Regions from separate parts of the Mus musculus genome. Here region 2 is linked to region 1. Evidence: chromatin loops called from intact Hi-C (ENCODE). Cell type or tissue: gastrocnemius. All regions are shown on one strand.

Region 1 (8,000 bases):
TAAGACACAGTCCAAGATCGACATATCCTGAGTCTACATTCTACATCAGCGCAATTATACAGACCTACTCTCCACAACCGACACCACACATCTGAAGCCCTGCTTCCATTAAGTAGATAAACTAGAGGCATTGTCCACTTGTTACTCTATTCTACCAGGCTCGTGCCAGAATAACAGAAAAGTATCTGTAGGTCTTTCTCTTTAAAAAATATGTCACTCTTTTCAGAAGAAATCACAATGAAGTCTGGCTGGGATCTGAGCTTGGGCAAGGGGGGATGGTAAAAGCCTCACAGAGAAGAAAGGTCAAAGGATGATACAATCACCTGAAGAACCCCATGGCATAAGGACAACTAACCTGAAGGACTGAAAACAAGGAAAAGTCGGACTGTAGCAAAACTGTGTGGCCTCAGTCTCTTAAGAGTAGATGTGTTCTCCAAGAGAAGAGTGCAGCAAGAAGGAAGACGAAGGCTGGCTACACATCACCCACAGCACCCACGCTCGAGGGTGGGAAGAAGACAACGCTGAGGAAGGCGGAAAAGTCACTGCTGGTGGGAGAGGCTGAGTGCACAGAGCCAAGCACACACGTTAACAAGAGCCGACAGCGTCAAAATCGCAAGAACAGAGGAAAGCCACTGACGACTGAGGAGATGGCTCAGTTCATAGAGTGCTTGCCATACAGAGAGGAGGACCCGAGCTCAAATGCCTGAGGTGTACTGGCCAGCCAGTGACAATCCTGTCTCAAACAGTAAAGTGAAGTTAGTCAGAAGTCTCAATATGCACATGTGTTTGTTCTCTCTCTCTCTCTTTCTCTCTCTCTCTCTCTCTCTCTCTCTCTCTCTCTCTCTCTCTCATAAAGTAATTTGAAAAGTTTTTAAAGGGCATATGCTCTCACATCAAGAAACATAAGCATGGCTTGTGAGAGAATCACTTAAAATAAAAACACAGAGAAACAGAGAAACACAGGAAGTAAAAGTGATTAATAACCATGGCGGGGACAGACAGGAGAAGGCATGGGGTGTGGGAGACTGACCATACAGACACACTAAAAGCAAGGAGATGGCAAAGGGGACATTGAAAAGGTCAGAGGAAAACATGAATGGAAGCTATGGGCTTAAGTCATTCATGCTTAGTCAGGGATGGTCCCTAGGTTCAATAGACTCCTTTTAACCAACAATGCTGCCACACCTGGATATCTACATACAGAAAGCGATGTACTCCTAGCAACATCCTGAATCACATTCTAATTAACTCAAATTAGAAGTCAAACTATAAAATCTAATTGACCAAATTAGAAGTCAAACTATAAAATTTTTTAAAATATTTCTGCTGGGTAAAGATTAGATGTGGCAACAAGAAAAATGCAATCCATAAAAGAAGAAAGTGCCATTCTATACCCCATCAAAAGTGTTCTGTTTGGGCCTGAGTTTGGCTAAGAGGTTACGGGAAGTAGGGGCTGCTCTTCCAGAGGACCCAGGTTTGATTCGAAGCACCCACACCGCAGCTCACAACCACCCGTAAGTCTAGTTCCAGGGGATCCAACACCCTCTTCTGGCCACCATGGTCACCAAGCATGCACTTGATGCACGGACATGCATGAAGGCAAAACATGCATGGACATAAAATAAAAAAATAAAGCCTTCTAATTTTCTAAAGTCAATGTGGTGGCTGGGGTATAGCATGTTTCACACGTACCAGATCTTGGGTTTGAGCCCCACCTCTCCCAGCCTTAAATACAAACAGCAACTTTAAAAGATCAAAAAGACAATTCAAAGACTGAAGAACTATCTGCGGGTTACATATCTAATAAAGCATACAGGAACTCTCAAAACTTACTAAAAAAATGAACAACTCAATTTTTAAAATTAGGCAAGTGATCTGAAGTGACACTTCACCAAAGAAGGCAGAAAAAACTGTACCATCTTTGCTTATTAGGGAAATGCAAGTCAAACCACATGACATGCCAGCATACACTTACGAGAAAAGTCTAAAATTAAAAAAAAAAAAAAGAGCATCAAATGTTGATCAGGATGAGGAAGCACTGCATCTCCGACACACAGTGGGCTGTGCGGGCAGTAACACAGCACAAGGTAGCAAAGGCTATGGACAAAAGCCTTTATTCCTGGATTGTAACAAAGTGTGTGTGTCCCCGCTGGAACTTACAGACAAATGTTCCGTGGCAGCTTCTTTTGTAACAGGCAAGCAAACAGCACTGTGTTAGTCAAACTTCCCCCACTTTAGACAAACAATGTAAGAGGAGATAGTTATTTTGGCTTCTGGTTGCAGAGGATTTACACAGTTCATACCTGGCAACCTGTATTGTTTCTGGCATGGTTGAAGGCTTGGTAAGGCACAACTACTCACCTCATGGCAGCCAAGACACAAGTGTGTCAGAAAGGAACCCTGATATCTCCAAAAGCAATCCCAGAGATCCACTTCCTCTAGTGAGGCCTCATCTTCCAGTCCCACCACCTACCACAGACTGCTCACATTGCCAGTCCATCAATAGATTTAGGTCAAAGCTCCATGGAAACGTACTGGTAGATATACCTACTAGCTGGTTTCACTACTCTTCTAGGTGGCTTTCAATCCAAACAAGCTTACAAGATCAAGATCAGCCATCGCAAAAAATGGGGCTGCTCTTGCCTAGGGCCTCAGTCGGGTTCTGACTTAACTCCAGCTCCAGGGAAGTTGGTGGACTTTTATGGTGTTCATAGGCATTTCACCTGTTCCTAGAATGAGGCCACAGCCCTCCATAGATTTGTGGCCATCAGTCACATAAGGGCAACGCACCAAGCCCCTCCACATGTAGAGGACGTGACAGATTATATAGGCTCAAGACAGATCTCCATTTGGAATGAAGTAGCTAAAGACTTGGAGACTTAGCCAATAAGCTTTCCTTCCCAGACACTCCTCCCTGCAAAAGGTATTGAACCTCAGACCCGCCCTGAGAAGTGGGGCATGGTTTTACTCATCCACTTTCTGCCATGACAATAAAGGCCTTAAAACCATGGACTGCCACTTTTCATCGGGATCCGCCATAGGGAGCTGTGGAGGCCTTTGCCTGTAGAGCCACTGTCTGATCTCCAGTAGACGGCCTCTCTTCGATCAGCCTTGGCCACCACCGAGAACTCCCACTGCGGGACCAGCCAAAGCTCCTCCCTTTCCCCTCTTGGCTCTGGGTCAGATCTAGCCCACAGGCCCCCACTCCATTCTCAGCTCTTCCGATGCTTCCAGCGATGCCTGCGTGTCCAAGAGCCTGAAAATCAGACAGGCTGGCCTCCTTGCAGGCCTGGGGACTCCCGAGCCAGCTCCGGCTGTCCTGTGCCTCAGACTGTGTTTCCTCACCCCCAAAGTGAAGCGCAGTTGACTTACAGTGTCCCACCTCCCTGATCAGCTGAGCCCTGTGGCGGAGCAGATGCGGGACCCCATTAACGCTACATACACATAAAACAAAATACAGCTCAGGGATGAAAAGCATTGCTACTCTTTCCAAGAAACTGAGTCTGGCTCCCAGCCACATGGCATCTTTCAACTGTCTGTAATTCCATCTTTTGTCCTCCTCAGCCACTAGGCACTCATGTGTTGAACATAACATGCATGTAAGCAAACACTGCCATACATAAAAATAAATAAATGAAAGTAATAAAATAGAGAAAAGATTATCCATCACGAACTTAAATACCTATAAGTAGATTAATGGGGGGAAAGACAAAATAAAAACAAATGAATTATTGATATCTATCTATATGTGTGTATGTACATCTGTATGGGAGTATCTATGCATGTGCACACATGTATACACACACACACACACACACACACACACACACACACACACACACACACACAGAGTTGAGAGTTGATTCTCAAAATTATATTGAAAGAAATCAGACAGCCAGGCAGTGGTGGCACACATCTTTAATCCCAGCACTTTGGAGGCTGGTCTACAGAGTGAGTTCCAGGACAGCCAGGGCTACACAGAGAAACCCTGTCTCGAAAAAAAACAAAAAACAAAACAAAAGAAATCAGACTGTGGAGCTCAGCTGATAAGAGTGCTTACCTAGCATGAAGGATGAGGTTTGATCCCCAGGACCATAGAACCCTGGGTGTGACGGCACTATAGTCTCAGCACTTAGTGGGTGGAAGTAGGTAGATCAGGAACCATATAACCCTGGGTGTGACGGCACTATGTCTCAGCACTTAGTGGGTGGAAGTAGATCAGGAAGTTCAAAGTCATCCCTGACTACTTGAGTTTGAGGCCAGTCAGGAATACAAGAGACCTTGTCTCCAAATCCAAACAACAGGACACGCCCCTCACCACCCCCTGCCACCACACCACCACCAAAAAAAAAAAAAAAGGTAAATAAATGTAAGTGCACCACTTACAACAGCTGAGGATGGAAGCACCCAAATGGTCAATGACTAGAACTGTGGTCTACCCATACAACAAAATCTGATTTGGCATTAAAAGTAAAGAAAATTCTATTATCTAGACGAATCTTAAGGGTAGTAGACTAAGTAAGCAATCTAGTCACAAAAGGATGAATACTCCATGACGTACCCAGAAGGGTCAATTCCTAAAGACAGACAGTAGGATGAGAGGTTTCTAGGGTTACAGGAAGAGAGATGGGGAACTGTGTCTTAGTAGATACACAGAGAAATGGAAAGAATTCTGGAACCAGCACAACGTGAATTAATTTAACATCACTGAACAGTTCATTTAAGTGAATTCAAATAGTAAATGTGATGTATATCTTGCCACATTATGTGCAGCACACATTTGCCCGATGACCTCAGAGGTCAGAAAAGGGTATTGGATCCCTTGGAACTGAAGAGCCCATGTGGGTGTGGGAAGCAAACTCGGGTCTTCTCTAAAAAGACCTAGAAAGTACTCCTGACTACTGAGCCTTCTCACCAACCCTCTTAGAATTTTTAAACCATTCTGATGGAGCTGGGGGAGGATGACGTCTCAATATACAATGGAAGCTTCTGCTTTACCTCCCGAGTTCTGGGATTACACACCTGGACCAGTACATCTGGCATTAATAGTTACTTTGAAATGTATTCTACATAATTCTAGAATATAAATATAAACTAAGCTTCATGAGAGAGAACAGATCAAGTGCAGCCCAAGGGGAAGTTTCAAGACAGGCCTGCCAGAGAGAGAACGTCAGAAAGCATCATGGACATGGCCAACTCATCAAGTCACATCCCAAAGCAGGCAGCTGAGTGTGTAAGGAAGCAGCCGGTGTGATGTGCACATCTGTAATGCCTGCTCCTGGGAGGTCAGAGCAGGAAGAACTGGGGTTCAAGGCTATCCTCAGGTACACAACAAGCTGAAGAGACAGCCTGGGCTTTGACCATGTCTGAGAGAAGAGGAGAAAAGTAGAAGAGAGGGAAGTATCCTCTTCTGAGGAGGGCTCAGTTGAATAGAAAATGGACAAAGAGAACGAACAGGAAGACGAAAGGAAGTCACAGTGATCGCTGATAGCTGATGCGAGCTACCCAGAGAAAGAACAAACATTTCGTACCTTCAGCACAACCCTACAACAGAATCAAAGCACACTATGGAGGAGAAAAGGTTTAAAGGAAAGCATAATGGATGAAGACGGCACTGCCAACCCTGTGCTGTGCTGTGGAGTGGATCAGAACCAGGGTCAAGGAAGCCTTCAAAGGGCAGGGTTAAGAAGCCCCTTGAACAAAGAAAAAGGGCTCCCTGACTCAGGTAAATTCCAAGAGCAGGATATATAGAGGGAGAATGCACAGCATTCCACAAGTCCAACAGACTGCTTCAAGTCAGGACAGCTCCATACAAGTGTCTTCCTGGAACAACATGAAACCCAGGAGACAACAAAGCCCAGCAGCAGCCTGCACCAGGCAGGAACTTGTAGTTCTGTCTCTGTGCCTCCTTCCCTAAATGGTTGTGGGAAACAGCAAGCGTCATTCATTTGCTGAGAAAGATCTAACTTAACACAGGTCAGAAGGAGCCAGTGGAACACAGGGCTGGCAGAGCAACAAGAACAGCCACCTGGCTGCTGACTACAATGAGGAAGAAGGGATAGAGACAGGGCTGCGGGCACATTGACCATGACTGTCCATTCAATGACTCACTCCTCTAGAACAGTGCTTTAAAGACCTCTCACTCTCACTTCCTCTACCTTTGTTACTCTGAGCATCTCTGAGGAAAACCAGCTGTGATAGATAGTTCAGAGACATTCCATTCCTATTCCAAAAGGCCACTTACTCTTATAGATGCACATTATGGCTCTGTGCAATAGTGAAACTGATGCAAGAGAGGACTTTCTAAATGAACAAAATCTATAGAATCCTGACGATTTCACTAAGTTGTTCTAATGAATTCCTGGCTAGGCATGGGTGCTCTGCGCTTATATTTCCAGCATTCAGGAAGAATATTGTGAGTCAAAGCCAGTCTGACGAGAGCCATATATCCGCACACACGTGTGCACAAACAGATTTTTTTTAAATGACTTAAATTATTGTCCCTAAAACCACAGCCATGGAAGGCATCAGAGATCTGGAGAAGTCTTAAGAAAGTCTCAGTCTGCCGGGCAATAGTGGCGCATGCCTTTAATCCCAGCACTTGGGAGGCAGAGAGAGGAGGATTTTGAGTTCGAGGCCAGTCCGATCTACAGAGTGAGTTTCAGGATAGCCAGAGCTATACAGAGAAACCCTGTCTCAAAAAAAACAAAACAAACAAAAGGCCTCAGTCACTGACTTCCCAGAGTCTGGAGGAGGATGGGGTAATGACAGAGTTCAGTGGGAGCAGGCTGGCCTTGGGTATGGATTCCTTGCCTGATGGGAGAACAGATGCAAAAGTTAATCCTTCCTCAACAAGGGGACCAAGTAAGAGAGCAAGACTTAGAATCTGGGGAAAGCACTTCACTGTTGTGCTCTTTGTAAGGTTCTGGGAAGGGACTTTTACATTAAAGGCATAATACAGCAAGCAGAGTGTGGTGGGTATAATGTAATCCTAGACGAAAGGAGGCAAAGTATTTAAGGCCAGTCTGGGCCCAATGGGTCCCAGAAAGGTGGGAGAACCTCCACATGCATGTCATGACACACAACCATAATCAAATATGCACATGCCTGCACACATGCATGCATGCACACTTGTGCATATATGCATGCATTCATACACGCATGTGCACACAGAGTAAAAATATAATTTAAAAAAATTAAGAAGATGGTTCAGTGGTCAAAACCTGCTGCTCTTGCAGAGGACCTGAGTTCAATTTCCAGCACTCATATCAGGCCGCTCACAACCATCTATACCTTTAGCTCCAGAAGACCTGATCTGATGCTCTCTACTGACCTTCCCAGGCACCCGCACCTAGGCGGCATATACTCATGGAGACACACACACAAATCAGTATTAAGGGGGGAAAAAATAAAGATTCCATTTGTGAGGCCAGGGAGATGGCTGGACAGGTAAGGTAAAGGACCTTTCAGCCAAGAGCCGATCCCTCCACCCCATATGGTTCGAGTGAGCTGACACCTCTCTCTGGATTGTCCTCTGACTTCAACATATTTGCCATGACATATGCCACATTCAGTGACTGAAGGAAAGAAAATTTTCTGAAGTCTAACATAAAGTAAGTTCTTTAAGAGAAGACAGCAAATCAACTAGAAGAAAATCAGTGAATAAGAATATATGTATGTTTTGCCTGGTATTTATAATTATTGTATCAATTTTGAAGAAGAGGACCTTATAAGTTACTCTTTTTCGAGATGAATGCTTTTCAAAATCATCACAGGCAAGGAACCAGAATCTTACCCTCACCTAACATCTGTGCCACCCTCCAAGCAGAACCATTGTTCATTGAAACAGTTGATGAATGACTTCATGGATAGACCATCTTAATACACACACCATTTCTTAAATGACTGCAACCTGTTCCCTGCGGCCTGAGAATGATGACGATCACTCAAGGCAAACAGCTTTGACCATAGCAGGAAATCTGTATCCAAATAATCGTGCC
Region 2 (8,000 bases), 1.7 Mb before region 1:
CTAAATTTGTACACTGGCACTGAGACACACCCCTAGCCTAGGTTATGTTTTAAACAAGGTTTGGTGAACCGAGCAGGAATTGGCAGAGGTTTGGCGCCCTGGAAGGCCAGTGAGACCAAGTTCTGTGAATCCTCTCCAGAAGGAGCTGAGACCTCGGGGAAAGGGCTCAGTTTTCCCAAGTTGGTGAGAGGTCTTGTTACTGGGTGAGGTCTTGATGGTACCAGGTGGTACCAGGATTTCCTGTGGCTCCTTCCTCTGTCCCTCGGTCCCTCGAGGCACTCCAGACTGTATTTAAGCAGCCTTCCTTCACTACTGGTAACTGAATGGCAGAGCAGCTGAGACAAGCCTCCACTGTAAGCCATAAAGAAACAATTAGGCACAGTTAATGGCCCATAATTTGTTACTCCTATGTTGTGTTCCCAAGGGTTCCCTCCTAAGTTATTACCCAGGAAGAAACATAAAACTGCACATAAAACAGTGTATTTCACAGAAACAAAGGAAGCATATTTTCGCGCTCCCCACGTCTCCCTGTGATTAAAAGCTCTTCCCAGCTGGAAATGACACAGCATCTCACAGAAGGGAGGGACTGTCACTCACTGGCCCATAGTACTGCACTGTGGACATACCTATAGGGACAACCACCAAAATACATGAGGCCTCTCTCTAAAGGTATCAGGATTTGCAGCGCAGACACAGGGTGGGCCACTGCTCAGTGTAAGGGCCCAGGCACTGCAGAGACTGCCTCTGTGAAGTGCTGCTCCTCTTACAGTGGGCTTCACTATTGGTAGGGCTGCTGCAAACACAAGGGGGAAAGGGTCTGGGAAGATGAGGAGAATGAGCTGGCAAGGGCCACTTCTAAGGAAAGAGGGTGGAACGGTGAACTAGTTATTTTCCGAATGTCTGGGACAAAATACTTGAGAACAGCAACTAAGAAAGTTTGCTTCCACTCTCTGTGCTAGGGTCCAGCCTCCTGTGGTGGAGGCGGCTGTCCTGCTGCACCTGCAGTCAGGAGGCAGAGAGAGAACACTGATGCTCAGCCTATTTTATTCAGTTGGGGAACCCTGCTCACACCTCAGGTAGCCCAGGCAACAAACTTCCTTACAGATGCTCCCAGAGCTCTGTCTCCATGTGATTTCATATCCTGCCAGGGTAACAGGCAATACAAACCACCATAGGCGAGTAAAAACACCTACCAGCACACAGGAGAGACGTGGGGGAGGGTATCCGGGAATGTAAGGATTGCGGCTCGGGCCTCAGAGCAGAGGTTCTAGGCAGAGAATTAATTCCATGTTCATTTTTATTTAACCAACCAGTTTTATTTATTGAAGTAGAATGTATCAAGTTTAAATGAATGCCTTTTTTCCCCCATCCCCTCAAACACACCCTTCCCTTTTCTCTACCTGGGCATATTTTTCTTTCCTTTTAAATTTATTTATCAGCCGGGCATGGTGGCACACGCCTTTAATCCCAGCACTTGGGAGGCAGAGGCAGGCGGATTTCTGAGTTCAAGGCCAGCCTGGTCTACAGAGTGAGTTCCAGGACAGCCAGGGCTGCACAGAGAAACCCTGTCTCGAAAAAACCAAAAAAAAAAAAAAAAAAAAAAAATTTTATCTTACGTGCATCGATGTTTCTCTGCATGTTTGTCTGTGAGGTGTTAGACTTTGGAGTTACAGTTGTGAGCCGCCGTGTGGGTGATGGGAATTGAACCTGAGTCCTCTGGAAGATCAGTCAGTGCTCTTAACAGTTGAACCTTCTCTTCAGCCCCGACCTGGGCATATTTTCAGTAACTGTCCAACGGACTGATCACAGCAGACTGTCACAGCTGGCTGCCATCTTTGATTGACCTCTCCCTTCATCTTCTGCCTTCCAGCATTGGTGTAGACGAGCTCCCATGTGCTCGTCTGCCTGTCTCCTACTGATGGCGATCCCAGGTACAGCCTTTGGATCAGGCGGACTGGCGGTAAAACCCTCAGTCTGCCCTATGTGATGCAGATGATCTCCCGAGACTCCGTTCTTCGTCTGTAACATGGGAATGGTGTCTGTCTTAGTGGGCTGCTGTTTGACAGCAATTGTCTTCCCACATTCCTCTTTCTCTCTTCAGCTCCAGGCCTGAGCGGCACTCACTTCCCGAGAGGCCACTTTCCTGACTGGCTCTCAGTATCCTTCTTTCTCCGCGGTCCCTCAAGAGGGCAAAGATCCAAGCTTGCCAGCCTAATGCGGATCTGACGGAAGCAGAGACTGCTATTGCTGTGTGATTGGCAACTTCAATGCAATCAAAGGTAACTGCTAGATGACCACATCGTATAGATAAGCAGCCATGCCTAGACCTTCTTTCTAAAGGTGCTGGTCCTGAAGTGTGGATCGAGATCCCCCACTTAGGAGACTGGGGACTGGTGGCTCATGCCTGTAATACCAGTACTCAGAAGTGAGTTTAAGGCCAGCATAGTCCGTATATAATAAGTTCCAGGCCATACTGGGCTACAGAGTGATACCTTGTCTCAAACAAACCACAAACTCCCCCTGAAATCCCACACCTAGGTCAGATAAGGTCACTACTTCAGACTTGTCTCTGCTCCACTCAGAATTAGACTCCCCATGGAAGGAATGGAGGAGGTATGAGTCCCTGGTTCACTGATCCAGAGTCATCTGGTACTTAGGCTAACTTCAAACTGATAGCTCCCTATGCTGGCTAGTTTTATGTCAACTTGCCACAAGTTAGAGTCATCAGTGAGGTGGAGCCTTAATTAAGGAAATGCCTCCCTAAGATTTCAAGGTAGGCAGGCCTGAAGGGCATTTTTTAAATTAGTGGTTGATGAAAGGTATAGTTCATTGTGGGTGGTGACAGCACTGGACTGGTGGTCCTGGGTTCTACGAGAAAGCAGGCTGAGCAAGCCATGGGGAGCAAGCCAGTAAGCAGCACCCTCCTTGGCCTCTGCACCAGCTCCTGCCTCCAGGTTCCTGCCCTGCTTGAGTTCCTGCCCTGACTTTCTTTGATGATGAACAGCGAAATGGAAGCATAGGCTGAGTAAATCTTTTCTCTCTGAGTTTCTTTGGTCATGGGGTTTCATCACAGTACAGTAACACTAGCTAAGACACCCTCCAACCCGTTTTCTACACTAAGGCCAGTGTTCTGAGAAGTGTCCAGAGCAGGGCTGTGGAGAGGGGTTGTTACTGTCATCTTTGTGAAACAGAGGCACATCTCCAGAGGCCGATGGATGGTTCTAGGTGTATTGATGCCGTCTACCTCCCTGGCCATGGAGCATCCTCTGCTCTCCAGAAACCCCATCCGGCCCCCGAGATCTGCCCATTCCTACTAGACAACCTTGGTCTTAGTGATGTCTGTTGCCATATTCTGTATCCATTACAGAATACTTTTCCTTCCTCATTTTAAGTTTCTTAAGGATGGGATTGTACAATGCATGCTTTCAAACTCTCAAGATTTTCCAAAACCCACTCGTGCAGTCAAGGACTTGCCAATGGATGTCTTTGCTGTGTCTGGCTCATGTATTCTCTATGCCTTGGTGTGAAGCTGGCATTCTGGATTTTTTACAGAGGCAGGAAGAATTTGGAGAGGAGAGGGGAAAGGAAAGAAGCTAAAGTAGCTTGAGGCACAGCGTGGTGGGAGGGGCTTTGTCACAGACATGCAGTGAGGCTTCGGGAGGCAGGGGGACAGCTGCTTTTAAGATTGGAGCAATACGCTCCCTCACAGTTCAAGCCACAGTTCAAGTTGGACAAGCATTAAGTATCACGGTGATGTTACCAGAGGCCAGACCCTACTTCTCTATCCCTTTTGGGGTTCGGTTCAGCTCTGTGTGCCAAAGGCCAGGCAACAGGAGAAAGGAAACACAAACTGGCTATGAGCCATGCTTCTGCTCTCCCACCAGGAGCACGATGGTCACTGGTCGCTGGCAGTTTGGAGGTGAGGTTGCCAGAGTCCTGGCTGTCCCAGGTAATCTCACCTGGGCTGGCAAGTGAAGCCTCTTATAGAGTCCATCTCTTGGGGACTTCCCAAAGCCAGGGAAGAGCTCACTGCCACTGGCAGAAAGCCTGTCTTAGGCAACACCTCCTCCCACCCCCTCCACCCTTTAGCATTCCCTTGCTCTCTGGGTTTGCAGGTATAGTAAGAGGAGTTGCTAGTGTCTGGAGCTGGCAGGCTAAAGAGACGGGCACAGAGACTGGCATGGTGCTGGCCTCACGCTGCCAACCAAGCAGACTTTGCTAAACATAACCTACTTCCTTACTGGCTCTCAGCAGCCTGATTGAACAAGAGACTGCACAAATCCTCACAGATGAGCAATGAAAGCAGAGGGCAGTGGTCAAAGCTACTTGAACTAAGCAATGTAGGAGTCTAAGCAGTAGGTCCCACATACTGGGTCCCAGTCCCTGGCTTCCAGACAGCTCTTTATAGTCACTAGCAGAATCAGTTGCAAACTAATGAGTTTTGTTTGTTTAAAAGCAGGAACTATATATATTTAGTGAATTTGAGTTCCTTAGAGAAAAAAACCTAGCTTGGAAACTGATTTTTAAATATAGACTGGCCCCATTAGTCCTAGAAGTTACAGAAGTGAGCACAGCGCCCCACAAGGAACCAAACAGTTAGTGATTACTTAATTATTTATTGAAATGTGGACTGTTTCACAGGCAACTTAATGCAACTTGCTTCTGCAAATTCAGTGCATTGCAGTCAGTTGTATGTGTGTGTGTGTTAGTGGGGATTGTATCTAGGACCTTGAGTGTGCTAGCCAAACACCTCAACATGTAACACTGTTACAACAGCGTTATAACTCCATCCCTAAACAAAACAAAACAAACAAAACCAAGCTAGGCTCTAAGTTGTCCACGATAGGCAGGCCATGAACTGGCTATCCTCCTGCCTTGATGAATAGAAGCTGGTATTACACCTATACCACCAAGCAGGCCCAGCGTGTTCATACCAGAATTGCTCTTAAGACCCTCCCCTGTTTTAGGCTCTTTACCATGCCAAGGACATCTTACAGCTGTACTGCTTACTTCAGCTTGCCGCCTGTGTCCTGTCTTCTTCTCCGCCCCATCCCACACCCTCACTGGCTGGACAAGAAATTCGTGGGATGTACTACTGCAGCAGGAGCTGTAGTTAACCTGAGCCTGTCTCCATCTCAATTCACCCTCTGTGAGCGTGGGTGGAAGGAGGACCTGTGAGGGCCTGACTGGAGATGCGTTTTGGCATACATTTTTAACACCTTCGCTGCCATTCCTCACTCGAGAGACCTGTGCTCTGGCACTCCTGCCCAGACTCACACTAGCCTAATTTGACTAGACATTTCCATGGGTTTTCTTCTTTCTCTGAGCTATGCTCCCACAGTCAGTAGGCTGTAGAGCACGGAACACTGTCCAAGCAACTCTCCTCTTGAATACCTTCCTGGCCCAGTGCTCACCACTCGCTGCCACCTGTCTCTGACCCCTATCATAAAGCGGTGGCAGAAACTCCTGGTGTGGGTGATGTACACCAGAGCTAACAGTCCCCAAAGCATGTAGCAGTTCATAGGAAAGTGCTCTCATAGGACAGCCACTGGGCAACGGGGATGCGAAGGAGCCCTTTAGCTCTACATAGGGATAACCAGCTAGGTGCTTCATGAAGGGTGATCAGAATATCAAAGTTAAAGGGGTATAGAGGAAAGCAAGACTGAATATCACAAAACTAATCATGAAGAGCTATGTTACTGTGCAATGCATAATTTTGAGAGCTAAACACCTAAAATATATGTTTTGTGCTAACACTCAGCTTGGAGTTGCACGTCCATCTTGTTAAAGAATACTTGCTTTAACAAAGCCCCGGGTAATGGGGCCAAAGGATATAGGTTTCCGTTAGAAGAGCTCCCGAGCTGCTAGTAATGTAATGAACTGTGTTACTGAGTGAGTATCACTCAGATTTTAAATTTTCTCATTACAAAAAGTGATAATTAACTCAGTTTAGCCACACTACAATGTACATACATTCCCCAAACCATGCACATAATAAACAATGCAATTTTCTTCATTAAGCTAAGGGCTGAGGACCCAGTTCAGCAGCAGAGCACCAGCCTAGCTTATGACCTGGTTCCCTCTCCAGCACTGCAAAACAAGACTAATTTTAAAAGAGAATTTTTTTTTTTTTTGGTCAGTTAAGACTTTGTTTGCGGTGGGTGTTGAAGAAATGATTCAACTGAAGAGTACAGGCTGCTCTGCCAGAGGACACAAGTTCAAGTTTCAGTACTTGAAGGTATCTCACAGTTGTCTGTAACTCTGTTTTGGGGGTCTAATCCCCTTTTCTGGCTTCTGTAGGCACCAGGAATACACATGCAAGCATTTATGCTTAGACAGTAACATAAGTTTAGGGAACTAGAGAGACGACTTGGTGGTTTAGAGCACTGAGTGTTCTTCTAGGAGACCTGGGTTTGACTCCAAGAACCTATATGGTGGTCCACAAATGATTCCTTAACTCCAGTCCCAGGGGATCTGAAGCCCTCTTCAGACTTCTGCAGGCACCAGGCATACATGTGGTACAGTCATACATGCAGGTAAAATACATATATACACTATATTAAAATATGCCTGAGTGTATATGTATATATATGCACTGTAGTTTTGAAGTGCTCAATGATGCCAGAAGGCAGAGCTCTATCCTCTGGAACCGAGTTACCGACAATGGCGAGCCACCATTTGGGTGCTAAAAACTGAACTCAGATCCTCTGAAAGAGCAGCCAGTGCTCTTAATCACTGAGCCATCTCTCAAGCCCTCTGATTCTTGCTTGTAAATATAATTTTTATCCTTTGATACTTCATATATGTGTATGTATTTTAATATTACCCTTTTTTTCTCCTAAATCCACCCAGATCCACCTCAACTCTCCCAATTCATACTCTCCCTTCCCAGTTTCATAGCCCAGCTCTCGCGCTTTCCCTCCCCTCTCCATTCTCTCATATAACTCAGAGTTCAATTTGTGTTGCTCATATAAGCACTGGTGTGTTGCCACGCATTGGAGCATGATCAGACTCCAAAGGAGCACAGCCCTGAACAAAGCTGGCTGCCCCTCTGCTCTACTGCCCCCATCCACGTCAAAGGCTCTCAATAAGGCTTGAAGTGATACAGTGTCAAGACAGGATTCCCAGTCTATCTTTTTCATGTTGTTCCTATATGTGGGTACTCCTGCCTTGCTCCCATGTGGAGGCACAATGGTTAGTTCTCTCAATCTACCATGTAGGTTCTGGGGGGATCAAGCTTAGCTTGTCATGCTTATTAACAAGTTCTTACCAGCGGAGGCATTTTGGTGGTCTCGTAAGTACGTGTGTATATGTGTGTGAACTTGTTGACTCAGGTTACTGATGTTAAGAAATGTCCCAACACTGAGCTACCCCTAGCCTGATTGCTCAGTCTTCTAGGAAGCAAGTGTTCCTGGTCAGAGAGCCGGGACTTGAGGACTCGTGCACTAGGGAGCAGCAAGGGTCCAGTACAGGGGCAGCGTCAGGTCTGGGAGCATCAGTGCAGGTGCGCTGTAAGGACAAGAAAGCCAGACGGGTGGGGGTTGGCCCCTGGGGCCTTAAGAACCAGTGAAGGAATGGCATGGGAGTTGGCCTTCTAGGAAAACGAAGGGCAGGAAGACAAGAAGCTCTTCTGGAGGAAGAGGCTTTAAGAACTTGCTTTTCAGGCCTTAGGACCAGGGGAAGGAGCCAAGTGCAACTGGAAGTAGGACCCCACGCCATCTGGTTGATGCTGTCTGTCACTTATCTCTGCATCCGATCCTTGAAGTGGTGAGGCTCCTGACAGAAAAGCCAGCAGTGAGGCTTTGTGGCACTGTATTTACCAAGACTGGGCTGACAGAATGGTGCAGATGACAAAAGTGCTTGTCACCAGGCATGACAATTTTGATCCCCAAATCACATATGGAAAGAGCAAACTGAATGCTAGATTGTCCTCTGATTGCCACACATGTGCCATGTCACAAACAACACATGCACCTAGGCACATAATGAATGACTAAATC

The links. Hi-C counts contacts between places; a loop is a spot of excess contacts. Peaks named below come from ENCODE experiments on the same cell type or tissue, not always from the same donor. Only the 100,000 strongest peaks of a DNase experiment are listed, where the experiment ranks them.
Region 2: a loop joins it to region 1, with 7 times the contacts of the local background. A loop is called at or near these places in 6 of 42 quality-filtered maps.

What each region holds. Positions count from the first base shown.
Region 1 is chr11:6,163,385-6,171,384 of GRCm38, forward strand. All of the region lies in intron 2 of Nudcd3 (NudC domain containing 3), which reads right to left. Among named protein-coding and RNA genes, the nearest start is that of Nudcd3, 33 kb to the right of the region's middle. In gastrocnemius, no CTCF peak of the experiment used is centred here; a DNase peak (open chromatin) is centred at 3,206.
Region 2 is chr11:4,472,296-4,480,295 of GRCm38, forward strand. No RefSeq gene overlaps it. Among named protein-coding and RNA genes, the nearest start is that of Hormad2, 35 kb to the left of the region's middle. In gastrocnemius, no CTCF peak of the experiment used is centred here; DNase peaks (open chromatin) are centred at 3,901 and 4,173.